3 separate regions of the Homo sapiens genome follow, and all the other regions are linked to region 3. Evidence: chromatin loops called from intact Hi-C (ENCODE). Cell type or tissue: heart right ventricle. All regions are shown on one strand. Links, peaks and the distances in the headings refer to the core of each region. The heading gives the core; the rest is flanking DNA. Region 1 overlaps CRIM1 (cysteine rich transmembrane BMP regulator 1). Region 2 overlaps CRIM1 (cysteine rich transmembrane BMP regulator 1). Region 3 has its middle 32 kb from the start of VIT.

Region 1 (10,403 bases), core at 1,048-6,047, 120 kb before region 3:
TTCAGTTGGGTTCTCTTTATAGTTTTCCATATACACACTTGCTGTGTATATGGAAAAAGCAAGTCTTAAGTGCTTTAAATGAGAATAAGAAAAAATATATGGTTTTCCACTGGAATTATTTTATCTAGTGTATATTCACCTATGTTTCACAAATTTCATACCAGTTTCCCCAGTAATATGCTTTTAATGATATAAATGATGAAACTTGACCTTATTTATTTCACGAAGAGTCATTTAATGCCTTTTATGTGCCAAGCACTGTTCTAGGCACTGGGGACACAGCAGTGAACCAAATAGCAGTGCACACGGAGCTTACGTTGTAGTAGGGAGAAGCCAGGCAGCTAACAGGTAAACAGTAACTAGGTAGCCACCAAGATGGGGATCCGGCTCTGGAGAAAGGCATAGCAAGACAGAGAGGCTGGGGAGAAGTGGGGCAGGCAGGTTGTTTTGTATTATGTAGAATGGTCAGGGAGCACCTTACCAACAAGATGAGATTTAATGAAGAGACCCAGAATTGCAGTTCTCATGGGGAACAGGCAGAACCTCTGGGTATAGCCAGCGCCAAGGCCCTGGAGTGGGAACGTGCTGTGCGTGTTCAAGGTAGAGCAGTGTTCAAGGTGCATGTTCAGGAGGAGCTGTGTGGAGGTAACTCAGTGAGCATGGAGGAGGTAAGAGGTGGGGCAGAGAGGCAGCCACGGCCAGACACAAAGGGTCTCGCAGATGAGTGCAAGATTGTATTGAGTGAGATGAAACCTTGGAAGGTTTGGAGCAGGGAGCGACAGGATCTGACTTACCTTTGAATGGGATTTCTCTGGTGCTGGGTTGAACATAGACTGTGGGGCATGGAGGTCAATAGTGAAAGCAGAGAGACCAACTTGGAGACTTTTTTAAGAATCCGGGCGAGAGATGACAGTGACTTGGACAGGGTGGTAGCCGTGGAGGTGGGGAGAAGTGGGCAGGTTCTGACTATGCCATATGAGTCGCATCAGTAGGATTTCAATGTATGCGGGGAGTGAGTGGAAGAGGAGCCAAGGATGACTACGACATTTTGGTTTGGGGCATTTTTAGCTTGAAATAGTCATTCAGCATCAAAGTGGAGCTAATGAATAGACAAATATCTAATCTGGGCTTCAGGAAAGAAACTGAAAGTAGATCTACAAATTTGAAAGTTTAGCCATAGGTGGTTTCTAGTCTCAAGGTTTTTAAGCCTTGAGACTAGATGAGAGCACCGAAGGGTAAGAATAAATAGAAAAGAAAAGAGAGCGCAGGACCGAGCCCTGAGACCTTCTGACTTTTGGAGACTGAGCAGGTGCAGAGGGCCTAGCAAAAGAAATAGAGAAGGAGCACCAGGAATAAAGGAAGAAGCCAAGAGGGTCAGTGACATGGAAACCAGGTGGAGAAAGGGTTTCTGGTAGGAAAGAGTAAACTGCTCAATCAAGCGCCACTGTTAGCCACGTAAGATGCGATGTGGGAACAGACTTGTGCACTTAGCACTGCTGTAATGAACTTCACAGAAGTACAGTGGTGGAGGCAAAGTCTAATCAGAGTGATTTCAAGAAAGAATGGGAGAGGTGAATTCAATTCACCTCTCCCATTGCGAGTTATGGTTATGCAACTCTCATGCAGACCATAAGTGCCAAGTTCATGAATAAGACAGACTGTGAAGTTGAGGGTCCTTGGAGGGTTTCACAGAGAAAGGACATGAGCTAGATTTTAAAGGACAGATGTGCTGTCTTCATTGGAGTGAAGAGGATAACCCAACCAAGACCTGAGATGGGAAAAGTCAAGGCCGGTGCCTCTAAGGTCAAGGCCAGTGCCTCTGGAGCAGTGAGTTTTAGTAGCAGTAGGTAAGGACAGAAACAGTAGCTTTGGCAAGGATTTTTCAGGCCTTAATTATCAAATGAAGAGTGTAGATTTTGTTCTTTATAGGGAATGGGGAGGCTTATTTTTGAGCAGCTGAATGACATGTTCACAAAGATGTTTTGGGGTAACCTTTGTGTAACAGGGTGGTGTGCAGGAAGGACTAAAGCAGAGAGAGACCAGAGGCCAGGACAGCTGTAACAGGCACTGCAAATGTCCTCGGTGTGATAACAAGGACCCAAATTCAGGTAGTGGTGGTAGAAATAGAGGTCAATTCATTCTCCTTGGTTTGTGAGTTTGATAAGAGAGAGTACAGATATTGCTAACATCCTTGTTCATCATTAGAGATTTCTCCAGTGACTTCTCAGTTAAGATTTACTATTGGGTTGAAATTTAATTTCTGTTAACTCTCCTTTCTGCATCTGCTGTATTCCTGATGAAACATTTTTCTATCTTTAAGCAAATACTGCAATCAGTTGAGCTTTTGCCACCTTCTGTTTGATCCAGTATGGGCTGCCAGGAAGGCTGTATTCCTGTCCCATTCTTGCATCGGTTCATTGTGTGATCTTAGTCAAGACTCACCACCAAAGTTTCACGCTTCCATTTCTCATCTGGATAGCACATGCCACCTCCCAGAAATGCTGTGAGGATTATACCATCTCAGAAATGATGGTGTGGGAGCACTTCCCGGTCTGTCCAGCAAACAAGAACCTTGCTTCTTCCTTTAGACATAGCAACTAACATTCTGAATATCCTCTTTCTTTACAAAACAGTTTCACCTTTACCATCTTTGGATATGAGTACAGAACCTATGAGCTGTTAGGTGATTAGCACCTGTCTCTTTACAGAAGAAACTGAGGCTCAGGAAAGGTAAGAGGGTTATCCGAAGTCATGGAGCTGGTTAGCAGAGGATGAGACCCCTGCTCCTAAATTGACCTCAGGTTCCATCTCCCAAAAAAATGCTGACCTCAGCTTGTAAGCACCAAGCACCTCGCCCCGTATTCCAGAAGAGGACATTTTAAGGAAGGCAACTCTTAGAGATGACCAGATGCCTCTGAAAGTAAAATATATCCCCAGTAAATTATCTTGAGTTCCTCCAAAGCGCAGGTCAAGTATGAGCACAGGAGCGATTGTGACCGTGTGCCCGTGATCTTCGTGGTAGGGCTGGATGTAGCTTTGTGTAAATCTCCCTGGCACTGTCCATCTGTAATGCCAACAGCTGTAAAGGGCTCTTCTAGTAAATACCAGAAGGGTTATATTTTAGAGTCTTGGGTTGAAGGCGGTCTTTGGCCATAGAAGGCGGCCTGGGTCTAGGCGTGGAAACAAATAGCATTCCCACTTCTTTTTGTTTCAACAAGCAGTTTTTTAACTGAAAGAATTGTTCTTTTTGGCAAAACTGCTCAGAGGCAGCTTCCCTTTTATGTTCAAATTAAAGGGAAATGACTCTCTTCCCTTGGACTTGAGGACTGTGAACTGGAGCTGTGCGTGTTCTGTGATAAAGAAGGAGGTGTGGGTGGATTTTAATCAGAGCTGAACTGAGTGGTGGAGTGAGCTAATACACAGGACAGGTTATGAGCTGCTGGAAGTAAGAAGTGGCTGTCAGGCATCACTCATCAGGAGAGACCCATGGGGGCCAGGATTGGTCTCACTCAAAACTGTATGCCCAAAACCAGTGCCTGCCATGTAGGAAGTGCTCAGGAAATATTTGTTGAACAAATGGTAATACAATTAATCACTGAAGAAGACATCCTCCTTCACCATAGACAGATCCTTCTAACTTTCCCTGCTGTTTCCAAGTAGAGCCCCTGTGGGAAGAGGACTCACTGTCATGCCTCAGCTTGGTGGAGTTTCACCGGAAATCTACCCATATGCAGGGTCAAGGCAAAAGAATTCCAAAGTTACGTCTCTCCCTCTCACTCAGGAAAAAACCTGAGGTGGAACTGAATCAATCCCAGCTCTGGGGCCTCTGCAGAAACTTTTACTACTTAGCCATTGACATTTACAGGTTTGTTGGAATTGGTGTCGCATTTGCCCTTTACACTGAGGCCTCAGAAACCAGTGGCAGTTCGGCCCCTATTGTCATAGGAAGGCTCAGTGTGAAGCCCTGGACTAGGCAGGGGAGGGGCAGAAGGGTGTGTGTGGCACTGAAAGGTGTCAAGTAAATGGCGACATGGCTTTTCTGCCCATATTCACCCAGGAAATTCATACCACACATGAGAGTTTTTCAGTGGGTGCATTAAATACCATCCCCCTGCACACACCTCCCGGAATCACCTAGTCCAGACCTACCGAATCAGGACCTGTGAGAGTCAGCACATTTTCTAAGCTCTTTGGGTAATTCTGATATGATTTTTAAAAATTTGAGAGTCACTGGTTTGTGCTCAGGCCCCTGCACCTGCAAATGGTAATGTTTTCAGTAACTTCTATTTTTAATTCTCGAGTTTGCAGGGATGCACTGAACCTGTAGAAACTATAATTGTTCCCAGTTCTTTTTATGTTTAAAGGTTTTATAATATAACTAAGAAAGCAGAAGACTATTCTTGGAGGCAACAAGATAACTTGGGCTTTGGAATCACAGAACTGCATTTGAATCCCAGCTCTACCACTTACTAGATGCATGATTTTGAGCGATTTAACTTAACCTCTCTGGGTTTCTTTCCCTGGCTGGGTACCCAGTTAACTCATGGGGGAAGCTTAGCAAGTACTCTCTTCTCTATCACTTTCCTCTTCTCTCAAAGTCATCTTAAGGTTTACTTCTCAAAAGCCTGTTAACTTTGAGACAGAAAACAATCACTCTGAGCAGAGGGGATTATTAATCCTATTTTAATTTATATACTTATACTGTATATTTTATGTTGGTCTAAATTAGGCTATGGTGAGTATTTAGGATCCTACGTGTTGAGTAATTGCTTTATAAAAAAATCAGTGAATAATATGGCAGGATCTGCCCGAAAGGAAATACGTGCATGACACAAACTTTTATTGTCACATTTTGAAAACAGGTTCTGAAGAATTAATTGCTTTAAAATGTGGGGCTAGTTGTCGTTAGCTGGATGAAGTATAAATACAAAGAAATATTTGTAGGAGCTGAGAAAAGTTCTGATTTTTTTTTTTTTTAAAAAGACCTGATATTTGAGATAAATAATATTCTTCTGTTTGTTTTATGTTGTAGTATAATACCTATCTGATCAAACTGGATAATGTAAATATATTTACTGAAGATCAGCTTCTAATCTAAATGGTTCCAGTGGTAACATAATGGACATCTGAGACTTATACTCATGAGGTCTACCTACAGTCCATTCCCATTTAGGGGAAGAGAAAGGAGAGGAAATGGCCAAGAAGTCCATAAGAAGTGGACAGTGCTTTAACTTTTTCAAGTTTTGCTAACATATTTTATGTAAGTTATTCAATACCCCCATATTAAAGAGCAGCAGCTATTAAACACCAACATTTATTAGCTGCTGGAAAGTAATAAATAACTTCAGCTAGTCCCCTTCAGTTTCCATAAAATTATAAAACCAACACCATTTGACGTGAAAAAGCAGTTTTTGACCCTGGTGGAGTAGAGAATTCTTTCATCTTTTAAATGTTATAAGACATGTTTCTCCTCACTGCAAAGCTCGTGATTCTCTAGCATGAGTGATGAATGATGTAAATGGCAGAAACTGCATCTTTCATGTCCCAGGAAATGTGGTCTTGAATTGAGTGCACCATTTGGATTGAGAATACAAAAGCCAACAATACAGCAGCTTCATCATCTCTTAGGAAAAATGTTCCCTTCTTTTAGAAATGTATGTCCCAGAACCAACCAATATACCCATTGAGAAGACAAACCATCGAGGAGAGGTTGACCTGGAGGTTCCCCTGTGGCCCACGCCTAGTGAAAATGATATCGTCCATCTCCCTAGAGGTAAGCATTGAAGGCAGCTGAGATCTGCTAGTTTTCTATGTGGTCTACTTAGGTGTTTTCTAATTTTTAAAATTTCCTATGAGTAACTTTTAAAATGACTTGCTGAAGTAAATTCAAATAACTATTCCCGGGCAGACCTGCTTGGCTGAAACATATTTACACCACACATTGATAAAATAAGTCAGCAGGTAACTGGATTAAATGCCTCCTTCCTGGCCCTCTGTGCTCAGAGACTTTGTGATGACGGAAATAAATGGAAATAAATATGTTCCTAGTCATAAGAGCCTGGTATCTGGAACTTCTAAGCCATCTCTCAAACGTATGTATATATAAACTTTGTAAGGAGAGTAATCATGAATTAGTCACTGTCTCTTGTAGATTCCGCACTGAGCATTTGTACATTAGGTTACCCTCTACTTCTGGGCAGTTTTCACTTCATGTGAGCTAAACTTATCACCTATGTTGATTTTTCTAGTCACCAGGTTTACTCCATGCCTTTTTATCTTGCTCTATCCTTTCAGTCTGTGCGTAATAAAGATGTTATTTTGTCTCCCAATAGCTGTCACTATTTCCTTTTCTATAAAAGTAGACCTCTTCTTGATCAGTAGTATAAACTTGCTCTTAGCCGTGACTCAGTACTGCCTCCTGTGTCCTCCAACCATATTTTCCAAATCATTGCTATATAACTTATATTTCTTTTGGAAGAAGCAATATTCATTGCTTGAGAGAGATTAATTGTCTGTTACTCTAGATATTCTAAACGTTATGCTTGGATCAAACCAGATGACCAGAAAGTCAAATTCCTGGACCTAGTGTTTTTGGCTCTCTGTATAATTGTTCTGAGTGTGCTTTAGCATTATGCTTACATTCATTCAGTCAGTAAATATTAGTGCCTGCTGTATGCCAGACCCTGTTCTAGAGGCTAGACTTCAACATACTGTAAGTACGACTATTCTTATGACTGAAGACCTGTGCATTGCATAGTATCTATGTTATAAAGCCCCTAAAGAGAAATTTTCTCATGCATCAATAGCAAGAAAATGTATGCTTCTCCTAGGCAACTGATTTGTTTTAACCTAAAAGACATTGTGAATCGTATTAAAGACTGATAGTTGTTTCCGTTTTTGGCTTTGGCTGCTACAAAGCTCAAAGCTAACTTTGATGGCTTGGTTTTAGCACAGAAACAGAACTGGAAGACTGAATTTTGTAAACAGACCTCACTTGCAGCTTCATTTTTCTTTCACCAAGACCTTCCTTAATTTATATCTTATTCTTCTTGTATGACACATATTCCTAAAACTGCTTTCTATTTGATTTGGAATATGGGAAAGTAAAATTCATTCTTTTATTCATTGTATATTTAAAATCTGAATTCATCAATAAAATGTTACTCTTTGACATTTTTCTTGATGCTGGAAAATATGTTTCTATAAAGTTTTATTGCCATCTGCACTGGCTAAAATGATTAGGAATGTTTTCTACCTCCCATTCCTCCCTGCTCCCACCACCCCTCCAGAACACACACAGAAGCATATCATTTAAAATCTGAGTTTTAAACCACAGTGTTACATACCACAAAGCTCTGTCACTTCATGAGCTGAATTTCCAGAACAATTTAGGAGTAACTCCTTTTGATACTGTGTGTCATGTGTCTTTAACTAAATTGATTTTTAATGCATTTAGAAAACCTGACTACAATGATTTATTTGAAACAAAACAGAATATAAAAATAAGGAAACTTTAGGGAGTGCCCCCTATTGGTATGTGTTTAACCTTATTTTTGTCTGCAACATTCATTGTAAGAGAGATATTTTAAAAGAACATAAAGGTCATCATTCATAAGTGCAAAACTAAATGTAGTCACCTATGCGATATAATTCATTAAGGCAGAAAAATGATCTAATAGGCCTAAGCAAGATTTTCAACAAGTTTATGAAAAGTAAGACAATATTGCTTAGAGTTCAGTGAACCAGAGTATCAACCAAAAGACCAACTTCCTGATTGATTAGTTTTAATCTAATTAGTCTTAGCTATTAACACTAATTAATTAATAGTAAAAGAACATACTTTGTTCTAGTCTCCTGTTTGCCAATAAATCAGCTAATGTTTCTCCTTCGAAATCTGAGAAGACCATGTATGTTAACAGTAATCAAAATATTTTCATGGTCTAATTCACTTTTTCAAAATCTACCTAAGCACCTTCTTATTTCCTTGATTAGCTAGAGCCGGCATCATCTTACCCAATTATTAAGATTCTCACTCTGATTTTTTTTTTTTTTTTTTTTTTTTTTTAACATTCATCCCTAAGCGCTCTGCTCTCTACTAAGAGCTCTTTGGATCAACATTAGATTTTAATCACATTTTTAGCCTCAAAAAACTGGGAAGCAATAAAACCAAGTTGCTGATCTCTATTTGCAATGTCATTAAAATAATCCTTAACAATTCTGGTTTAGGTAATAAATGCTTATAATTTTTTTTCTCCTAGATATGGGTCACCTCCAGGTAGATTACAGAGATAACAGGCTGCACCCAAGTGAAGATTCTTCACTGGACTCCATTGCCTCAGTTGTGGTTCCCATAATTATATGCCTCTCTATTATAATAGCATTCCTATTCATCAATCAGAAGAAACAGTGGATACCACTGCTTTGCTGGTATCGAACACCAACTAAGGTACTGTCTTGCAAAAGTTAGTCTCTTGAATGATGAATCTAGGAAAACTTACACTCATATTGAAATTGCTTGAAACCTTGTGTCTTAACCAGTGAAGTTTTTACTTTGCTCTTCATAGCCTCAAATCCATACCAGGCTATAGTATGAATCAAATACATAGTACTTGCCCAGGGCTGGACTGATCACAAGGTGAATTATCCATTATCCATTGGTTAATGAAGCCTAACCTTACATGGATCCAGTTTTCTCGATGTACTCTGAAGTTTTCAAATGAACAAATACTCCTGGATTTATTCCTAAATCATTGTTTATATTAGACATTAAAACGTGATCACCTGGCATTTCTTAGTCATCAGTCAACTTAGAATTGGGAGAGAAAAAAAGTCCCAAAGGGATGGAGATAATACTCAGGAGAGGGCTGGAAGATCATGAGGGTATACAAAAGGCAAAAGGAACAGGTCAGTGCACCAAAGGCAAGCACCAAGTGGAAAGGTCGCAAAAGATGAAGAGGTGGTGGAAAGTAATAGTAGACAAGGTAGGGAGAGGCAGATTTCACACTAAGGGAGAAAAGATGTATGTTTGTTTTCAGTACAAACATAAAGGGCCTCTAAATCTGCCTATTTTGAAAGACAAGAAAAAACTGTATTAATTAAGGGAAATAAATCATAATCCCTTCCAACTCTAATTCTACCTTTTGCCTTGAGTTGGTTTATTTTAATCATAAACCTTAAGAATTGGAAACAGCCTGAACAATTATGTAATGTAATTTACCATCTGGTTAACCCTTCCATGTAAAAATTCTGTCCTGCGGTTATCCTGCCTCCGATTTTTCTTTGAACAAATGTACATTGGGCACAGCCTCTGTGCTGGGTCAGGATACAGTTGCCAGTGTCCAAAGCTGGGAAACAGACCCGCTCATAAAGTGTATGGAGTGACTAGCAACACACAGGCTGGCCCAGCCTATGATAGTGTTGTACAGTCTGAGTGGTTAGAAGTCATCCCTTTGTTTTTAAAATCTGCCTACCTTCCACTCATTCTTCAGCCCCCTTGAAACACAAGGTCTGCACTTCAAGGATTTGAAATCATTTCACCAGTCTTTTTTTTTTTTTTTTCAGTTCCTTCATCTCCCTATTTGACAGTTTCTTGACATTTCACCTTAAAATACAGTTTGTCAGTGTCCCTCATAAAAGTATAGTTGGTACTAGAACAAGATGTGATAATCTGCATACAGGCTATCAATCAATGAATTGTGAAACTGTTATCTCACCTGAGTTAGGTACTAAATTTCTGTTCATTTGAGATAATGTAAAGCAACTAATTTTTTGTGGTTTTATTCCTCCTCTCATTAAATAGCCTTCTTCCTTAAATAATCAGCTAGTATCTGTGGACTGCAAGAAAGGAACCAGAGTCCAGGTGGACAGTTCCCAGAGAATGCTAAGAATTGCAGAACCAGATGCAAGATTCAGTGGCTTCTACAGCATGCAAAAACAGAACCATCTACAGGCAGACAATTTCTACCAAACAGTGTGAAGAAAGGCAACTAGGATGAGGTTTCAAAAGACGGAAGACGACTAAATCTGCTCTAAAAAGTAAACTAGAATTTGTGCACTTGCTTAGTGGATTGTATTGGATTGTGACTTGATGTACAGCGCTAAGACCTTACTGGGATGGGCTCTGTCTACAGCAATGTGCAGAACAAGCATTCCCACTTTTCCTCAAGATAACTGACCAAGTGTTTTCTTAGAACCAAAGTTTTTAAAGTTGCTAAGATATATTTGCCTGTAAGATAGCTGTAGAGATATTTGGGGTGGGGACAGTGAGTTTGGATGGGGAAATGGGTGGGAGGGTGGTGTTGGGAAGAAAAATTGGTCAGCTTGGCTCGGGGAGAAACCTGGTAACATAAAAGCAGTTCAGTGGCCCAGAGGTTATTTTTTTCCTATTGCTCTGAAGACTGCAC
Region 2 (10,403 bases), core at 3,613-8,612, 130 kb before region 3:
ACTCAGATTATCATCTATTCTCAGGATCTTGTGTATCTCACTGTTAGAATGTACAGACTATCTCACCCCAGCCCACAGTGCTGACCTCACCTTGGCTGTAGGGCTCTTCCATGGATGAATGTTCTCCCTAATTAGTCAAATACAGATCTCTAAAAACCTCAAACTCACAATTAAGGGACCTCTTTTATTAGTGGTCAAAAAAAAAGTATGCATGTGAAGTATCCTTTTTTCCTACTGTAAGAAAAATGAAAAGTGGTGATTCTACCAAAAATAGTTTTCTGATTACAAGTATTTGTGTTCCTTGTGTCAAATTGTCAAGTCACTAATGAGCAATGATAATGCTTCTCTTTTGATGTTCGAGGGCCTCATATTATGTGTGCTAATTTAATAGGATATGTAATATAGACATAATTAATAGGATTGATGATTAATTTTGAAAAGTGAACAGCTTTGTCTAGTTTCTTATAATATCCATCATTAGGGAATTCATTGTTCTACTAGAAAGAAACTAAGTAGTAATTACCCATTCACTTTAATGGAACATCTTCTGATTCCCTAATTTTTTTTTGTACTCTGGTTTTCTAAGTAAATACATTCAAACTTAGATTTTATTTTCATAAGCTGACTATAATGAAGGGTTAAAGGATGAAGAACAAGAATCAAAAGTTGACAAGTATGACGCAGGTGGAGATAAAAGGTCTGGTGGGAATTCTGATGGGTGAAAAGAGATTTCATATGTGGTTCCTTGTAAACAGCAAATGCCTCTGTTATGACCTACTTAGCCATGCAAGAGTGTACTCGTTTCTAAAGCATCCCATGGCCATTTCACTGATGACATGCTACATGCCTTTCTCAAACCTTGCCAGAGCAAAAATTATTTCAGTGCTTTCAGTGAAGTCTTTATTTCATGACTTCAAGGAGGATAGCAGAGAAGTAAATTAGCAGCCCTCATACCACACCACTCATATGCCTGTGGGGATACTCATATCCCCATATGAGCCCTGACCACATCAACCTTGCTCTAATGTTCGTGTTGGTGATGCTTCTGCCCATACTGAGTGCCAGACTCTGGCAGCTTCTGGAGGGGGGACCGTGAGTCTTTCAGTGGATCCTCCCTGTGTCCAGGGGTCAGTCATTCCTGGTCAGATATTAAAAAGAAAAAGTACTACTTTGATCGTAACGTCTATCTTAGGTTAATTTCCAGGATTTTCAAGCCCACTTCATTGCTGCATCATACCTGTTGACTTTGGAAGTCAAGATGCTCAGGTATGTCCCCCAGTTAAGCCACTCTAGGTGATCAGGACTGACGTTGAATAAATAGCTCATGTGTTGGCTAAGTCTTAAGTGTTAGTATGTAGAACATTGTTTTGAAAATTATGACTTGGCAAGTATTTGTTAGTAACTACGTGTTATTTTAGAAGATATTTCAAGGTCAGATTTTTAAAGTCATTTGTTGGCTAGAAATTCTTGAGTCAGTGTATCTTTCTCACTTCAGAAATTGTGGATGATTGTTTGTGTTTATTATATATAATATAAATATTTACTTATACATTATATAAAATAAATACAAGTATATATGTGGCTCATAACTTCCATGTGAACTAAGTTAAAATGTTCTGATTACATGCCTTCTAATCAGCGAGTATCATTGAAGTGTTTTTAAGTGTCATATATCTTTAAGGATCTGTGAAAATGAGTTCTATTATAGGTAGATGGTACACTAAAAATTTCTTACAGGTTGTATTAATACCTCTGTTTGATTAGAAGTTAGCTATTTTTATATTTATATATTTACTAATATTCGAAGTGGGACTTTGCCATGGAGCTGGCTTAGCTTGTGTTGTGACTGTATTTCTTCTCAACTGGCTGTGATACTGTCACTGTATAGTGATCTTCTCCATAGTGATCTTCAACTCGCAAATGATTAAATAATACTTAACCTTAATAGGGAAATGTCTATACCTTATATCAAGTCAATACATTATTCCTTTTGCTTAGATTTCTGTTTATTTAAACATAACTCTACTAAACTGGTATCTTAGAGATATATAGCATCTCTTTGGAACATCTGTTGGTCATTGTGTATTTAATTCAGCCCAAGAATCAATTATAGTAAATATTTAATTCAGGCATCTTTAAGCTATACAACCCATGAAACTTAATGTTACGCATTTCGAAACCATAATGATATGATGGTGCCCACCTTCATTGGAACATTTTTCACCGCTGCTTCTCCAGTGTATTTTCTTAAAATTAAAAGCTTCTGCACATTGGAAAGAGAACTTCCCTTGGAGCCAGAGCATTATAATCACAGCTCTGTCACATTCTAGCTTTATGTCTCGGTGATATGATGTAACCCTAGTTCAGTTTCCTCATCTATAAGATGGCAATAATAATATTGTCCTGTGCTTCACAAAAGTGCCAAGAATATTAAATGACATAATGTACATATGCAAAAATACTTTATAAACAGTAAACACAATTTAAGTGTATATTGATTCAGTAGAATTGCTGCTCTCGTAACACAGATTGCAGCTGATCTGAGTAACATTATCAAATAGATTCTAGTGTCTCACTGTTAAATGTAGCGTCTGGCTTTCTACAAGAGAAATGCCTGGATATAACATCTCAGTGATGAGCTTTTCGAGGCCGAGAATATCTTAGATAATGCTTTGGCAGTGTACCTCATCCTGCCTGCTCCCATCTTAAAAAGCCCATGTCACTTTGGTCACTCCATCGTAACCCAGGTAGAAACAGTGTGCTTTCTGTAGCTCAGCTGTGTTGTGACAGGGCCTTGCCCACAAACCACACTGTTCTTTCATACCTCTAGACATTATCAGAAGTGAGAAAATAGGGCTCATTTATTTTGGTTTATGTTGAGAGGCTAGTCCCATTTGAAGAGTCTGAACTTACTGTGCATGATCCACTGTGATTCCTGGGAACAGAGTACGTGGCATTTATCATCAGGGCGCACCCTCATAGGGAGATGTATACCTCCTGCACATTCTTCAGTGCTGTCAGTTACTGTGGACCTACACGGAGGCCCAGGTTGTCACAGTTAGTGCTAAAAAGATTGAAACAAAAGATGAGAGGTGTGATTTGAAAGAAGGGGAAACAGGATGATTTTCTGTGTATTGTTTAGAGAGTATAAAAATGAAAACATTCTGGTTGTCGTGCACCATGCTAACTTTGGAACTGGTCTAAAGTTATCACAACAAAAATAAGCAGTGTTTGATTTCAGTTTGTTTGGGTCTTACCCTATGCCCTAGGAAGCAACTGATCTTGCTGCTTCCATAAGCAGCTTTCTCTTCTCACTTCAGTATCCTTTCCAGGCCCCCGGCTGTGTAAACAGAAATTCAAGTTGTTCTGGTTAACTTGGGAAAAACCCCTAAGCTGCATAGTCTTTAGGTGTGCTCCGCTCCAGCCCCACGTTCTTAATTTAAAGAGCTCTGCTGCACGGAAGTTAGGCTGCTGCACTGCTATTTCCAGAGAGATCCAACAGTATCTGCCTTTCTCTTATTTTGGTCCAGGAGGCCAAACCTGATTTTGTACCCTCTAGTGGTCAAGGATATGGGGGAAGACCCCATCACAAGAGGGCCCACCTGATAAGAACCCTCTGGAGACTGCTGGCAGAGTCTTCTTAACAGGACTTGGACTGTGACCAGATAAAACATCTTCTATAGGTGCAGAAACTGGCCAATCTGGAAGGTCCAATGGCTTCTACGTTAAGGTTTTCTTAACAAGATGGTATACCCCGACTTTTACATGGATTGCTTCTTTTAAGTCCTAAAAGAAGTTGTATTTCTTCCTCCTTATTTGGGCCACCTTGATCTTTAGTTGTTTCTGCCTGCCTTTTAAAATGACATTTTTATATTTCCAAAATGATTTATGTGAATAATGTCCATGTACCTGTAGATGCATCTTGGATTGTAGGCCCTACTATGACATGAGACCACATTTAAAGTTGAAAATAAAATGTTTCCTTCAACAACTATCCATGAAGTGCTTAATCAACCCATAACAAATGCTTAACACAAGGAGTAAGCTCTATTACTGAGAAATTGTGTCCTCTGCATGCAGTGGTTCTCAGCCAAAAGTGACTGTGTTTACTAGTTTGGTGAGATTTCTTTTTGTAGAACTAGGACTTGGAAGCCTGAGCAATCACCTATTTCTTTCTAGTATGTTGAAGAAATCTGATAGGCTCTTTTAACCTTTATAAATTACTTGCACTTCCTACCCTAAGAAATAAATGAAATAAAATAAAACAAAAATGGAATTCTAAGAAAAGCCTTAAACTGTGGCCAAATCTGCTTTCACAGCAATTAAGATTGAGGCAGTATGGAGAGGTAGGAGTCAGCCGACATGACAGCATGTACCTCATTTTTTTAAAAGAAAGATGGATTAAGATCAGATTTTTTTTTATTGGAAGCTAAAAGTTATAAAGTAAAATACCCAAAGATTTAATTAAATCAGTAAGCATTTGTTGCATTTTTAACCAGAATTCTTTAATCATTTCCTGACAGAATGACTGTGTATTAGATCTCTGCCTCATTGAAATTGTCTAGGCCCCCTGCATCTGTTTTGAGCAAGACTTCAGTTGAGTTCCATCTTTTCATTCTTTTACAGTCTGTAAAGGCCTGGTGAGTCAGCGCATTGAAAATCAGTCATCATCTTCTGTCTATGAGTTCTTAGTGGCCCGTACATTATTTTCTCAGATCCCTGCATCATTACAATTTCCATGTGTTTAAGTCTCTTCTTTATGTTTTTTAAAAAAACAAGTGAAGCCAGTTTCTCAAACAGGAGGTGCTCACATTCTATTTATTCTCCAAGTGTGGAGTTTGTGCCCAGCATGTGACCGACAATACAGAATGAAAAGCACATGACAAGCCAGGGATTTCAGTGTCTTGTTAGAAAGTGAAATGAAAGTGGTATTTTATTCCTTTGTGGCTTAGAGAGTGCTGTAATGCATTGTTACAGGTATAAACTAACATTTTTAGAAGTACTTCCCCTATTCTTGCCCAGGTCAGCTATGTCATTGGTAATACTTGGCTGCCTTTTCTACCGCTCCCCTTTCTAAATCTCATGTTACCCATAGTATACATGGGCCCTTTGTATGCCTGCCTAAATGACTTCACTGAAGTTTTCTGTAAATCCCTCAAACCTCAAACTTAAGAACCCAAACTGTAATATCATGTTATTAGCAGGACCAGCTGTCTGCGCGTCTTTTCCAGACACTGGGCTCATCCATTTGGATATGGACTCCCACAAAGCTGACGAGACCCTCTGGGTGCAGGAGCGTCTCCTGAGGACCAAGGCCTTGAATGCCTTGTTCACGTCTGCATCCCCAACACTTAGGATGACACTCGGGGGGCCTTGATCTCAATGTGTGGGAAGAACAAATGCCCCCGTTATAGTACTGTGTTGGCTTGTTTTGCAGTGAGACTTATTCTGAGATTAAGAGCTGCATTTAGCTTCTTGGCCACCAGGATCCCAGAGTAAATTACTTTTCAGGACTCTAAATAGTACGCAGGAGATTTGAAAGAACTGATGCAATTTCTAAAGCAGCCTGACTTCCTCCCAGGAGGTTACTCCCACACCAAGCCTCTGACTTCATGACCACCAGATTTAGAAATTGAAGTATCTATGTAAGAAGTTGCCTCCTAGGCAGAAATCAAGAAATCCAACTATAACATAGGTTAGAGTCCATTTTGGTTTTTATATCCTTCCACAGAGGAAAGAGGAGGAAGAATCTGGAGATGCGTTTTTGGTTTTTGGTTTTTTGTTTTTTTTTTTTTCCAGAGGCTCATGTATATCCTACATCATGGTCAGTTTCAGAGCAGGGCTGTGCCACCATCTCAGTGACTCCTGGAATACTAAATTGGATCTTTGTAGAGGAAGAAAATAACACAGTTCTAGATTTTCCCTAGCTGTTAATTAGTTTTATGGCATAATTAAAATAGCTCAGGAGTAAAAACAAAGTCCAGCCTTAACAGCCTGTTAAGTCTTCTTTTCTTATCTTGAAAAGAGGTAAGATAATGAAGTTTAAACAGTTGAAGAAGTTAACCGGAAAGGAATTAACATTTCAAGGCCTTGCCGCTTCTTCCTCCTCTTGTGATATGAACCAGAATTGAGGGAAAATAGGCAGGAGGGAACCCACACTGAATTTTCCAGACTCTACTGCTGAAAGACATTGTATATTTTTATTGTAATCATATGTGATGCAAGATAATATTGCTCATATCTGAATCCCAAAAGAAAAGAAGATGTTTGTCTGAGCATCCCATGAGGTAAGCAGCCCCATGGAAGGACCAGCTGCATCCAGCAAAGGGCTCCAGGTCCCTGACGTAGTTGACGGTGATGGCAGAAGTAAATCTTTGTATTCTTGCAGAGACTTTGTTTCTGAAAGAGGCCAAAAGTCATTTCAAACTGAATCTGACGGATAAGATAGGGGCCATAGCTGAGAAAAATAAGTAGCGAAGCCGATCTAAACCAAGGTGTAACTGTGAAATAGTAACCATCTTCTTTGCACGTTTCAAAATTGGCCCTGGACGCCATCGCAAGAGGAAAATTCCAAAGCTGTGCAGCAGCGGCAGTACCATTGGAAGAGTTTACAGCCTACCAGGACTACTTAGAAGGGGATCATGTTTATTTGGATATATAACCCCTGATTGGTTTGTTTTAAAAATAAACGTTATTATGTTAGTGTCATACCTCATGGTTTCCTTGGAACATTCTCCTCTAATCCTCTTTGAGAGAGTGGGAGGGAGAGATTGTGAGGGGAGAGAGAAGTGTTAAACAGAGATGTTCCTAAGGAGGACCAGGAATCCTAAATTACCTAAATAACCCACTTGGTTATCTCCACTCCTTGATAGCACTGTGTGAGGTATGATGCAGTCAGGTAAAGGACAATTTATCTTTGAAGACAAAGATAAATTCGAGTCCCCATTTTCAAGAGTCAGTGAGAAGTAACAGCTTGTTTGTGTGGCACTGATTGATCCTTGTCCGGGCAAGTGGTCCCTCCACAGGTTATCCGGCTTGGCACACAACAGACAGAGGTGCTGGCGGACTGTGGAACCAGACCCGCTGTGGTTCCCCTCCTCACCCTGCCACTTCCTAGCTGTGCATCTTGGACAACTGATTGAATCTTGTGCCTCATTTTTCTGTAGAATTGAAACAATACCCTGACCCATTGGGCAATGGAGATCAAATGGCATTGATGCAGGTAACATGCTTAACACAGGGCCTGGTATGTAGTGGGCATTCAGTAAGTGGAAGTTACGATTATTATTAGGTATCAAAGAACAAAACTTAATTGTCAGAATAAGCAAACCAGTTGGAATAATAAACGTAGCCTTTAGAGTTAAATGGCACAACCCTGATAGCCACACATAAACTGTTTTGGTTATTTTTCGTTGGATATTCCCAGTCTTTATTTCTACATCCCTCTTCAGGCTGAGTGCTTAAAATACATTTATATGTAGTCTCAATTAGATTATGCTGTTTCCCCCAAAAGACTACAGTGACTATTATTTTAATTTATAGAACCTCGAATTGCATGGAATAGCTACCACATCTCCCTTTAAACCTGGTAGCTTCCAAAACTTCCTGATGGCGTTTTCGCAAATGGGTCCCTATGTGTCATTGAAGGAGACAGTGTATCTAGGAAAAGAAATGAGGATACTGAGCAAGGTGTTGGTGGCTCATGCCTATAATTCCAGCATTTTGGGAGACTAAGGCAGGTAGCTAGCTTGAGGCCAGGAGTTCAAGACCAGCCTGGCCAACACAATGAGACCCCATCTCCACAAAAAAAAAAAAAAAAAACCCTAAAAATTATCCAGGCATAATGGTGCATACTAGTAGTCCTAACTACTCAGGAGGTTAAAGTAGGAGGATCACTTGAGCCCAGAAGTTCAAAGAGCTATGATTGCACCACTACACTCCAGCCTGGGCAACAGAGTGAGACCCTGTCTCTTGAGAAAAAGAAAAAAGTTATTGGTTTTCCCATTGCCTCCAAGGCATTCAGAGTGGTTGTTCTTTCTCATAATATCATTTTATAAATATTCTTTTAGACAGTGATCTCATACAGTTACTGAAAGAGTATTTACATAAACCCTGTATGCTGTAGCTCAGCATTTGATCTTTGATATTTCTTCTGTGGTTTTGATACATCAGTTGAAATTATTCTACATAGGTCAGTATCATTCAGAAAACACCACACATCATAGCCAGGTGCTTTAGGTCCACGCTCAGTCTAAGTTCTTCCCATCATTATTCTCGTGTGTGGAGAGAGGAAGGGAAGGAAAGAAGGAATGAAGGAGAGAGGGAAGGAAAGAGGGTGGGAGGGAAAGGGAAGGAAGGAGAGAGGGGGAAGGAAGGAAGGAAGGAAAGGAGGGAGGGAGGGTGAAAAGGAGAGAAGGAAGGACAGAGGGAGAAGGAAGGAAGGTGAGGGAGTGGGAAGGAGAGAGGGGAAAGGAAGGAAGGAGGGAGGGAAGGAGGGGAAAGGAGGGAAGAATGAGGGAGAGGGCAGGAAGGGGGAAGAAGGAAGGAAGGAAGGAGGGAGTGGGAAGGAAGGAGGGAGAAAAGGATGGGAAAGATAAGGAAGGAAGGAGGGTGGGGAAGGAGGGAGGGGGAAGGAGGAAAGAAAGGATGGAGGGGACAGGAAGGAGGGATGAGAAAGGAAGGAGGGAGGGGGAAGGAAAGAAGGAGAAAAGGAGGGAGGGAGGAGGAGGGAAGGAAAGAGGGAGGGAAGGGGAAGGAAGGGAGGGAGGGGGAAGGAAGGAAGGGAAAAATACAGACAGGAAGGAAGGGGACAGGAAGGGAGGGAGAGAGGGAGGGGAGGGACAGGAAGGAAAATATAGGCAGGAAGGAAGGGAAGGACAGGGAGGGAGAGAGGGATAGGGAAGGGAGGGAGAGGAAGGAAGGGAGAGAGGGAGGGACAGGAAGGAAGGGAGGAAGGAAGGGAGAGACAGGAAGAGGGAGGGAGGGACAGGAAGGAAGGAAGGAAAATACAGACAGGAAGGGAAAGGAAGGGAAGGAAGGAAGGAAATACAGGAAGGAAAAGGAAGACAGGAAGAAGGAAAAGGAAGACAGGAAGAAGGAAAAGGAAGATGGAAGGAAGGAAGGAAAGAAAAAAAAAAGAATATAGACAGTATAGACCACTGCTTGGCCTTGAGTCAGAAGAGTTATGGACAAGATGGAATGAGGAGTTTTACCTCCTGTCTGGTTTCTTTGTACGGTAACACTGTTACTCAAATTTTATTCAGTGATATTGCATTGTATGGGCCAAGGTTCATGTAAAATATAATCAGTGATACTGCTCTATCAAACATTGCTTCTTTTCATAAAGAATTCTCAGCAAAATAGACTCTAAATTTGATGGCCAAAACTAATGTCCTCAATGCAGTGTCCAGGCTCAGTCTAAGTTCTTCCCATCATTATTCTCATGTGTATGGAGAGAGGAAGGAAAGAAGGAATGAAGGAGAGAGGGAAGGAGGGAGGGAGGGAGGGAGGGAAGGGGAAGGAAGGAGAGAGGGGGAAGGAAGGAGGACAGGAGGGAGGGAGGGAGGGTAAAAAGGAGGGAAGGAAGGATGGAGGGAGAAGGAAGGAAGGTGAGGGAGGGGGAAGGAGAGAGGGGAAAGGAAGTTCAGAGTACTACTTAAATTAGGCATCATTGGATGATTCTGTTCAGCCAATTTGACACGTGCATTTTGGATACCTTAGTGAAGTCGCCTCTTTTAAGGATTCCATATTAATCAAGAACTTCTATCATGAGTTTCTTTTGAAAGCCTCCAAATGAGTTTTTAGCCTAATAACTAGTGTGCCAGAAAATTTCTGTGGAGCATCTACAAACATAGGGAAGTGCATTTTTTAATAGATACTGAAAAATTGATTTCTGATTACAACTAGAACTTTCCATGATTACTTAATGCCCCTTGTTGAACCTTAGACAGCAGTAATGAGAAAAATGATAGAAGTTGTTGACAACATAAGAGATGATGCATTTAACACTCGATCTCAGTTTCTTCCTTGGACTTGTTTCTAACACCCTCCCAATGGATTGAGATTTGTATCTGTGGAGTAAAAATTTTACAATATTAGGCCATTATTAGTGCCATTTATAAAGGTGCATATGCTTGAGTATTGTCTGCCCTCCTTATCCATAACCACAGATTGAAAATATTTTTAAAAACATACAAATTTCAAAATATAGTATAACAACTATTTACATAGCATTTACATCGTGTTAGGTATTGCAAGTAATCTAGAGATGGCCTAAAGTATACAGGGGGATGTGAGTAGGTATATACAAATACTACGCTGTTTTATATTAGGGACTTGGCACATGAGCGTCTTTGGATTTTGGTATCCATGGGGTCCTAGAACCAGTCTCCCAAGGGACAATT
Region 3 (10,403 bases), core at 2,423-7,422:
AAAGCCTCAGCTTTGCTCATCAAGTTCTGGTGCCCACACCAGGATTTTCAGGCAGTTGTTCCTCTGGTGAGGTAACATTTGTTCTGTAGGAGATGGCCTTTAGCACCAGCACTCCTGTTGTCAAGAGGTCTTTGCACTCAATCACATCTATTGACAATCTGCAACCTGCTAGGTCATGGACTGAATGCTTCATCAAGGTTATTTATGAGTCACCATGACTTCAGGGTTTTTTTGTTTCATGCAAAGATCAGAAGTACAAAAATAGCTTTATTTAATCAGAAAGAGCTAGAAAATAACTGTCTTGTACATTCCTCCTGTGGTTATGGTTTCCAGTACCCTTTTCTTCAATTAATTATATAAATATACTCAACTTCAAGGATCTTATTTTCCCCCAAATCATTCATGTGGTAACAAGGGAATAGAAAAGCCTTCATGAGCAAGTACATTGATGTTCCACAAAAGCTTCTGAAACATGTACCTCGAGTAGACACCAGTCTGCATCTCATTTCTTTAAGGCTTGTTTACCTAAAGTATGACAGGAATATTTTTCAATCAAAGCTATGGGGTGTTGTTGTTGTTTTTAAAATATCTTTTTTAAACCACCTTAACCATTTTTCAGTGTATTATACGGTGCACATTGTTGTGCAAAGAATCTCCAGAAATTTTCGTATTGCATATCTGAAACTCTATAGCCATTAAACAGTAACTTTTCTTTTTCCCCTCCCCCTAACCCCTGCTAACCACTATTCTACTTTCTAAGAGTTTGACTACTTTAGATTCCTCATATAAATGGAATCATGCAGCGTTTGTCTTTTTGTGACTGGCTTATGTCACTTAGCAAAACATCCTCAAGGTTCATCCACGTTGTAGCACATGGCAGGATTTGCTCCTTTTTTAAAGCTGAATAATATTCCATTGTATGTATAGACCACATTTCATTTATCCATCCATCTGTTGATGGACATTTAGGTGGCTTCCACCTCCTGGCTATTGTTAATAACACTGCAATGAACATGAGTATGCAAATCAATCTTTGAGATACTGTTTTCAATTCTTTTGGATATATACCCAGAAGTGGGATTGCTAGATCATGTGATAATTCTATTTGGAATTTTTGAGGAACCTCCATACTATTTTCCATAGCTGCTGCACCATTTTATATTTGCACAAGCAATGCATAGGGTTCCAATTTTCCCATATCCTTGCCAACACTTGTTATTTTCTGTGTTTTTTAAAACAGTGGCCATCTTAATGAGTGAGGTATATTTTTTCACCATCTTTTATAAAGAGCAAAATAATAACCAAGCAAACAATTTCAAGTAATTTAATTAAATGTTATCAAATCAAATCAATCATCTAACACTATCATCTTCCTGGCACTAACTTATTCTTTGTTTTATGCAAAAGTTAGTCAATATACACAGAACCTCTCATGCAGCAATTCAACCTTTAGGTATACGTTCAACATAAATCAGTACTTATATCCACCTAAAGACATGTATAAGAATGTTCACAGAGCTTTACTCACAATAGCCCAAAACTGAAGACTACCAAAGTCCAGAGACATTACAACAGATAAATAAATTGAAGTATATTTACATAATGGAGTACCAAACAGCAGTGAAAAAAAAAAGAACTGCTATATGTGACAACTTTGATGAATTTTATATACATAACATTGAGTAGGCCAGGCCAGATGCAGTGGCACGCACCTGTAATCCCAGCACTTTGGGAGGCCAAGGTGGGTGGATTGCTTAAGCCCAGGAGTTTGAGACTAGCCTGGGCAACAAGGCGAGACCTTGTCTCTACAAAAAATACACACAAAAATTAGCTGGGCGTGGTGACACATGCCTCTAGTTTCAGACGCTTGGGAGCCTGAGGTGGGAGGAGCACCTGAGCCTGGGTGGTCGAGGCTGCAGTCAGCCGTGATTGCACCACTGCACTCCAGTCTGAGTGACAGAGTGGGACCTTGTCTCAAAAAAAAAAAATTTTTTTTTTTAGTAAAAGAAGCCGGATACAAAAGAATACAATGATCCCTTGGTACCTGGGCATGATTGGTGATTCGTTCCAGGACTGCCCCGATACTAAAATCCGAGGATGCTCAAGTCCCTCATATGAAATGGCATAGTGTTTGCATATCCACACCCTCTCAGTACACTTTAAATCAGCTCTAGATTACTTATAATACTTAATACAATATAAACATTATGTAAATAGTTATTAGACTGTCTTTTTTAGTGAATAATGACAAGGGAAAAAGTCTGTACATGTTTAGTACTGATGCAATTTTTTTTTCAAATATTTTTAGCCCATGGTTGACTGAATCCATGGATGTGTAACCCATGGATACAAAGGGCCAACAATACATACTATATGATTCCATTTGTAAAGTTCAAAAACAGGCAAAACTATGGAGATAGAGCTCAGTATGATTCCCATTGGTGGGGTATTGACTAGTAAGCAGCAGAAAGGATTATTTGGAATGCTGTAAATATGTTATATCTTGATCAGGATAGTAGTTGCATGAGTATATACATAAACAAAACCTCATTAAGCTGCATAGTGTATTTGAATCTGTACATTTTCTTTTATGTAACTATCAAAAAAGTAAAAGAAGAAAGATTAGTCTTAGCAAGAGAACCTATTTTGCCTTGATAAAATACCCTCCTCTTTGTTTTTTTAAGAGAAACAAATAACCAAAAAAAAAAAAAAAGAAAAAAAAATTCCACTAGTAAGTGAGTTTGGGGAATGTTGGAGAGGGAAAAAAAATGCCAAACTTAGTATTGAAGTGAACTTTAAAAAATGGCAGAGACCTTTGCCCGGCCACTCCACCATGTGGGAAGTGAGGAGCACATCTGCCTGGCCGCCTCCCCATCTGGGAAGTGAGGAGCGCCTCTGCCTGGCCGCCCCACTGTCTGGGAAGTGAGGAGCAGCTCTGCCCGGCCAGCGTGCAACCTAGTGTGAAGTTACAGCCTAGTGTGTGATCTTTCTGCCCTCCCCTGGTTTGCATTTTCGACGTTAAGGTTTACTTTTTAAATAAAACTTTTAAAATGGAGAATAAAAAAATGGCAGAGAAATGGAAGAACGGAGACAAAATAAACTTTATTTACCCTGCACCTAAGCCACTCCTTAGAAGTAAATTAGAAAAGTAAGTTAACTTGGAGGGTACCCATAGACATCTAATTTTCTATGGTGTCCTCAGCACTTGAATTTGTTAATTTTTAAATGCTAAACTTTATCACTCAGTTGTCATTCACAACAATTAATTGAGCGTGCACTTTGAGCTTAGCTTTGTTTGTATGCAGTTGTTGCCTTGCATTGTTAGGCATAGAGTTACATTTGCTTGTGTTCATTCCTATTGCAACAAAGCAATCCAATGATGGAAATAGAGGACTGAAAATCAAGCCATCCCTGAAAGATTAGTGTTGTACATAACTCAGTTCTAAATAGAGTTCTGTCAATTCTTCAATATTAAAAGCAAACATTGCCTCATGAAGTCATCCTGATTTATAGCCACGGCCCTTTATTAGCAATTATAACATGGCTATGTCTAGATTTTGAGATATAAAAGTAAACCATATAGTAAATCCTAGTTTAATTAGCCTGTGTTTTCCATTGTAAGAGGCTTTGGCTAGCAGTGCCTATTCTGGGATAAACAATTAGGTGGTACTGGATTCCTCCGGGATTAGAAAATATATACAATTAAAGACAAACTTTTTCTTGTGTGCTGAACCACATGAAAATAGTTACATTTCCCACCACTGCCTAGCCCAAGCACTGTCATCTCTCACCTGCACAATTATAATAACCTCCCACCTAGTGCACCTGATTCTCCTCTTGCCCTTAATGTATTTGCTGCACAGCAATGACAACACCTCCCTTAAAACCTCAATTCGATCATAACCCTTCATTGCTCAAAATCTTTCTAAGGCTTCCCGTCTCCCGCAAAATAAAATCCAAAGACCTTATAATGAATTAAAAGGTCCTATATTCCCTGGCTTTATTAGCCTCTCTCCACTCCAGTCAGCTGGCCCTTTCCTGATCCTAAACACACCTCACTGAAAGCCTTTACCCTGCTCCCTGCGCCTCCCCCGACCCTCCTCTGTTCCCTAGATAGCCCCTAGATAACTATATGGCTTGCTCCTGCATTGCATTCTTGACTGAGTTCAACTCTCGCCTCATTTTAAAGACCTTCTTACCACTCTAAAATAGTCGCTTCAAACAATATCTATTTCTTTGTCTTGCTTTGTTTTTCATCATAGCACTTGTCAGCACCGGCTGTGCTCTAAATGGATGTGCTTATTTGTTTATTTGCCATGTTTCTCCTCTATAATGTGAGCTCCCCCTACTGGAGAGCAAGGACTTTGTTTTGTTAACGGTTGTATTCCCGCCATCTAGTACAGTGCCCGGCATATGGTAGACATTCAATAAATACTTGCTGATTAATTATATCATGAATGATAATGAATATTTATAGATTATGCAATCTGTATGAATTTTAAAGTCGGGAATTTGAAAGTCATTTCTAAGCTATATATTGTCTGAGCTATTACAGTATCAACAAAGGTATGTACAAACAGATTGATGTTTATAACATTGAAAAAAAGTTTCAACTTTCATCTTTCAACCTTGAACCTCAAACTTCAACTTTCATCCTGGCAACATGATATATAGAGAGCATAAATCTTTAGGATCTGACTATGTTATAATTGTTGGCCATCAGACTCAGTGTGCAGCAGCAAACATAGCTGTATTGGGGTTACAGAGCTGTAGTCATTGTTCAGATGTAGCAAGATGTTCCCTATAGTTCCTGGATATATACCATCTGGTGCTGGAATACTGTAACTTCCACTTCCCCACTGTTCAAGAGAAATATACAGACATACATTGCTCTGCAACAAGAGTCAGCAGACTATGGCATGTGCACCACATCCAGCTCAGCAGTCTATTTTTGCACAGCCTGAAAGCTATCAATAATTTTTACATTTTAGAGGGTTAAAAACAAAACAGAACAAAACAAAACAAAATGTGATAGAGCCCATATGTGGCTTAAAAGCTTAAAAGATTTACTGTCTGGCCCTTTAAGGAAACGTTTGCTGACTGCTGCTCTGCAAATTAGGCTGATGAACATGACTTTGGGAAAGAGAAAGGGTTTTAAAAATGAATGCCTGGAACAGAGAAGGTGTTGAAATACATAGTTCGGCTTTCTGAATCAGTCCCTATTACAAGGGCAATGGGTTTGCTAACCTGGGATAGAATGAATAAACTTTTGCAAAGACAGGGAAATGATACTGGCAAGAAAAGCATAAACCTCTCTGTGAACTTTGAATCTTGAGTTTCAAAAAGGGAAAATCTAAATAAAACTAATTTTAGAACTAATCTAAGGCAAAATATGAGTGAGAAGAGAAGAATAAGCCCAGTGGCATTGGGGCCAAGTTACTCTTTGCGGCAGGAACTCCAAGATGTCCATCAGTAATCATTCTCCCTGGCTTTTAATAATGGAGCTTCTTAATTCAAGCTTGGAAGAAGGCTGTCCATCTAAGGACAACATTCCCAGTCTCCCATGCAGCTAGACATGGCCATATTCCAGTAAGCAGAATGTGAACAAAAAAGATGCACACCATGTCCATGAGACTAACTTCTGGATAAGGTGAAATTGCCTGTGTTTCCATTTGCCCCTCCATCTTCCCATTGGCTGGGAGACGGAAGATGCAGATTGAGGTTGCAGTCACCCTATCAGCCTTGAAAAGCTTAGCTTGGTAATTTTTTGCAAGAGCAAAATTAGATCCTGTTTCATTTAAACCATTGCCTTTGGTGTGTTCTCTGTGACATCAACTTACACTGAAAGTCAAGACAATAATATTGCTTATGGCATTAGGTTTATATACATCAACGCCAAAATTTTTTTTAACATAAGATAGAGCGATTTTAAATTTTTAACGAAAGATACAAGACATTTCTTAGTTATCACCAAACTTTTCCTTAAAGGGCCAGAAAGTGAATCTTTTAAGCTTTTAGGTCACATATGGGCTCTATCATATTTGTTTTGTTTTGTTTTAACCCACAAAGAATTATACACATGTATTAGCTCACAGTGACATCAACTTACACTGAAAGTCAAGACAATGATATGCTTATGACATTAGGTTTATATACATCAATGCCAAAAAATTTTTTAAACATAAGATAGAGTGATTTTAAATTTTTAACAAAAGATACAAGATATTTCTTAGTTATCACCAAACTTTTCCTTAAAGGGCCAGACAGTAAATTTTTTAAGCTTTTAGGCCACATATGGGCTCCATCACATTTTGTTTTGTTTTGTTTTGTTTTTAACCCACAAAGAATTATACGCATGTATTAGCTCACAAGATATGTAAAAATATTGTTATGTTTTCTTTAGAAAATGTTAAGGTTTTCACAAGGAGATACTACCTCACACCTGTTAGGGTGGCTGTTATCAAAAAGACGAGAGATAACAAGTGTTGGTGAGGGTGTGGAGAAAACGAAGCCTTTGTACACTGTTGACGGGAATGTAAATTGATACAGTCATGGAAAACAGTATGAAGATTCCTCAAAAAATTAAAACCTAAACTACAATATGATCCAGCAATCTCACTTCTGGGTACATACACAAAGGAAATAAAATACATATATATTTAAGAGGAGGGCCTTACTCTGTCGCCAAGGCTGGAGTGCAGTGGTGTGATCATAGCTCACTGTAGCCTGGAACTCCTGAGCTCAAGTGATCTTCCCACCTCACCTTCCCGAGTAGCTGGCAGGTATATGCCACCAGGCCCAGCTAATTAAAAAAAAATTGTTTGTAGAGACAGGATCTCAGTATGTTGCTCAGACTGGTCTCAAACTCCTGGCCTCAAGTGATCCTCCTGCTTCAGCCTCCCAAAGTGCTGGGCTTATGGGCATGAGCCACTGCACCCGGCCCAAATCAGTACCTTTAAGAGATATCTGCACTATCATGTTCACTGTAGCATTATTTACAATAGCCAAGATATGGAAACAACATAAGTGACCACTGACAAATGAATGGATAAAGGAAATGTGGTATCTACACACACACACGAATATTATTCAATCATAAAAAGAAGAAAAGTCTGCCATTTGCAACAACATGGATGAACCTGGAGGACATTATGTTAAGTGAAATAAGATACAGCAAGATAAGTACTTTATGTTCTCAGTTATATGTACAAACTAAAAAAGTTGAACTCACAGAAGCAGAGAGTAGAATGGTGATTGCCAGGGGCTTAGAGATGGAAAAAAATGGGGAGATATTGGTCAAATATACAAACTTTCAGTTATAAGGTGAATAAGTACTATGGAGGTAATGTAAAGCATGGTGATTATAGTTTATTATATTGTATTGTCTACTTGAAATTTGCTAACAGAGTAGATCCTAAGTGTCCTTATCACCACACACACACACACACACACACACACACACACACACACACAAATGGTAACTGTGTGGTGATAGATGTGTCAGTTAATTGAATTCTGGTAATCATCACACAACGTACACCTATATCAGATAATCACATTGTACACTTAAATATATATAATCCGTATTGTCAACTATACCTCAATGAAGATGGTGGAGACAAAAATGTTATGTTTTTAAAATTTTAAACTAAAACTTTGATTAACCATAAATTCATTTTTGTGCAAGAAGGTAAGGAATTCGTGGGTTTTGTTGTTCCAAAGAGCTACCCTGTTGCCCAAACATCATTTCTTCAATAACCTAGCTTCTCCCCACTGATTCAAAGAGCTAACTTTATTATCCACGCATGTATGCATTCCTTCTTTCACTCCACAAACACTGACTGAGTTACTGCTGTGGCATGTTCTGCGCTAGATGCCGGAGGGACAATGATGAGCAGAGAATGGTCCCAGCCATCGTGGAATATGGAGTACCGAGGAGGAGATCATAATAAGCAAACAGATAAGTATTGCAACTTGCAAAGTGCTGCGAAGGAAACAAATGACCACAGAGAGAAAATAATGAAGCGTAGATGTGGGGCAGTTTCCTCTCACAGACTGCTTGAAGGAAGTTCCATTGAATGGGAGCTGGAGCTCAAATAATAGGATTGAGCCAGCCTGGGAAAGAGTCGGGGAAAAGCGCTCCATGTGGAAGGAGCAGCTCATGCAAATGCTCCGTAGGGGGAAAGAACTTGGCTCTATGGAGGACGGAAACTGGCCAGCGTGGCTGAGACCTGCTGAGCATAGAGAGGCATGCTGTGAGTGAGGTTAGCGGGAGAAGCGGGTCTGGCCACTCAGTGTAGGAATATGGATTTAATTCCAAGTGCAAGGAAAACCACTGAAAGCTTTTAAGCCAAAGGTTTATATATAACCCTATTATGTTTTTAGGCAATGACTCTGGCTGTCTTGGGGAGAAAGCCTAGAAAGAGATTAATAAAAGAGATAGGAGACTATAATTTTTAAAATTGGGAAATTATTGCAGTAAATCTAGGGAAAAAAAACTTTCATATACCTTAGAATTTATTTCCGATATCTATTCCATTCCATTGATCTCGATTTTTATTCCTGCACCAGTTTTGTATAGCTTCATAATAGTTTTGATTTGTCATCGAGCAAGTTTTCTCATACCCCTCAACTCCGAATTTCCTCAATATTCCTGCATGTTTATTCTTCCATTTGATCTTTGCGATGATACTGTCAAGTTCCACAAGTAATCCTGATGAGATTTTGATTGAAAGTGCCTGAACTTTACAAGTTAATTTAGGGAGAATTAGCATCTTGGTAGTAGTAAGCCTTCCTGTCACCCAAAAGACATATCTCTCTCTACATTTATTTCTGCCTTCTTGTCTTCCTTTATGACCCTCTGTAAACTCATTTTTATACTAATTTTTGTATGCTAGACCTGTACATTTCTTTTGAAGTTCACTTCTTGATAATTTAGGGGGTTTTGTCTTTTTTTTTTTTTTTTTTTTTTATGGAGTCTCGTGCTGTTGCCCAGGCTGCAGTGCAGTGGCGTGATCTCAGCTGACTGCAACCTCTGCCTCCTAGGTTCAAGGGATTCTCCCGCCTCAGCCTCCTGAGTAGCTGGAATTACAGGCATGCACCACAATGCCCAGCTAATTTTTTTTTTTTTTTTTTTTTTTGTATTTTTAGTAGAGATGGGGTTTCACCATGTTGGCCAGACTAGGCTGGTCTTGAACTCCTGACCTCAGGTGATCTGCCTGCCTCACCCTCCCAAAGTGCATGATTACAGGCATGAACCACCATGCCCAGCTTATTTTTTGATAATTTTTGTTATTGTTGTTGTAACTGGGAGTTTTCTTTTGTTATAGGTCCTAATAAAACTTTTGTCATATTTCCACATATTTGTAATAGAAAGGGACAAAGGTAATGGAAAGAAGTGAGTTGACTACATTTTTTTCCTGATCCATCAGTCTCACTCCGGGGTTGTAGTTTTTGAAATTGAAAATCAGAGTATGCAGGCTTTGTCATCTGGTTCCACCACGACAGCTTCCCTTGAAGCAAAGGAAGCCTCCTGTCTCCTGACCCATCTGAGGGGAGATTATGGGGGTATGAGGAAGTGTGGGAATAAAAAAATCAATTAATACTTCAGAATGTCATCCCACTGTATTATATATAGATTATACATATTTACATTAAACCAGAAACGTTAAATGGGACTTTTTATGTTGTCTCATATTCTGTGACCCTCAAAGACAAAAGTTCACACATACAAGGAGAGGTGTAAAGCATATTTTGGGACTTGTTATAATGTAAACACACACACACACACACACACTCACCCCCCAAAATGCAAAACAGAATCCTCTGAGGGAAACATAAATTGTTTTATTTTATTCTCAGTACTCTTCTGTGTTTTCTAAATATTTGCTAATAAACCAACTTAATTTTTATGGTCAGAAAAAAAACTAAATAGCAAGCCTAACAGAGTTTCAAATAAATTTGAGAAAACAGGGGGAAGATTTCATGCTTAGATATTCTCAAAGAGCACGTGGCTTCAAAGTAATGCCTGCACCTAACAACTGAAACCTGACCATAAGATCCCCTGTAATTCCAAAATGGCTAAAGGACAGAAGTAGAGGAAAGAAAGGGAAGAGGATGAAAGGGGGAGAAACAAAAATTTAAAGAACTCAGTGTGACTCCACCCAGAACTCTTTGATGACTGGGAGAAGCCAGGCCTCTCAGGCTACTTTGTTGTCCCACGTTCTTCAGCAAGTGGAATCGTTTTCAAAATGGAACCCATGGCCTTCAACAGGCAAGGAAGAGGTAATAGGCCAAATGAGTTGATCTCAGGCTCAAATAACCAGAGTGCAGAAGAAACCTGTCAATGTCATATCAAAGCCACTTCAGGTAAGAGTTACAAGATCATAGACAATGGGAGGAAT

The links. Hi-C counts contacts between places; a loop is a spot of excess contacts. Peaks named below come from ENCODE experiments on the same cell type or tissue, not always from the same donor. Only the 100,000 strongest peaks of a DNase experiment are listed, where the experiment ranks them.
Region 1: it touches region 3 in a loop (4-fold over the local background); 21 of 110 quality-filtered maps call a loop at or near these places.
Region 2: it touches region 3 in a loop (2.3-fold over the local background); 20 of 110 quality-filtered maps call a loop at or near these places.

What each region holds. Positions count from the first base shown.
Region 1 is chr2:36,538,726-36,549,128 of GRCh38, forward strand. It overlaps CRIM1 (cysteine rich transmembrane BMP regulator 1), which reads left to right. Exons shown (of 17, transcript NM_016441.3): 15 at 5,651-5,773; 16 at 8,259-8,446; 17 at 9,800-10,403. The coding sequence ends at 9,976. Among named protein-coding and RNA genes, the nearest start is that of FEZ2, 54 kb to the right of the region's middle. In heart right ventricle, for the core only: no CTCF peak of the experiment used is centred there; no DNase peak of the experiment used is centred there; H3K27ac peaks cover 3,024 bases.
Region 2 is chr2:36,525,623-36,536,025 of GRCh38, forward strand. All of the region lies in intron 13 of CRIM1 (cysteine rich transmembrane BMP regulator 1), which reads left to right. Among named protein-coding and RNA genes, the nearest start is that of FEZ2, 67 kb to the right of the region's middle. In heart right ventricle, for the core only: a CTCF peak has its summit at 5,499; no DNase peak of the experiment used is centred there; H3K27ac peaks cover 2,780 bases.
Region 3 is chr2:36,659,959-36,670,361 of GRCh38, forward strand. No RefSeq gene overlaps it. Among named protein-coding and RNA genes, the nearest start is that of VIT, 32 kb to the right of the region's middle. RefSeq lists an enhancer at 28-322. In heart right ventricle, for the core only: a CTCF peak has its summit at 4,343 (motif pointing left); no DNase peak of the experiment used is centred there; H3K27me3 peaks cover 495 bases.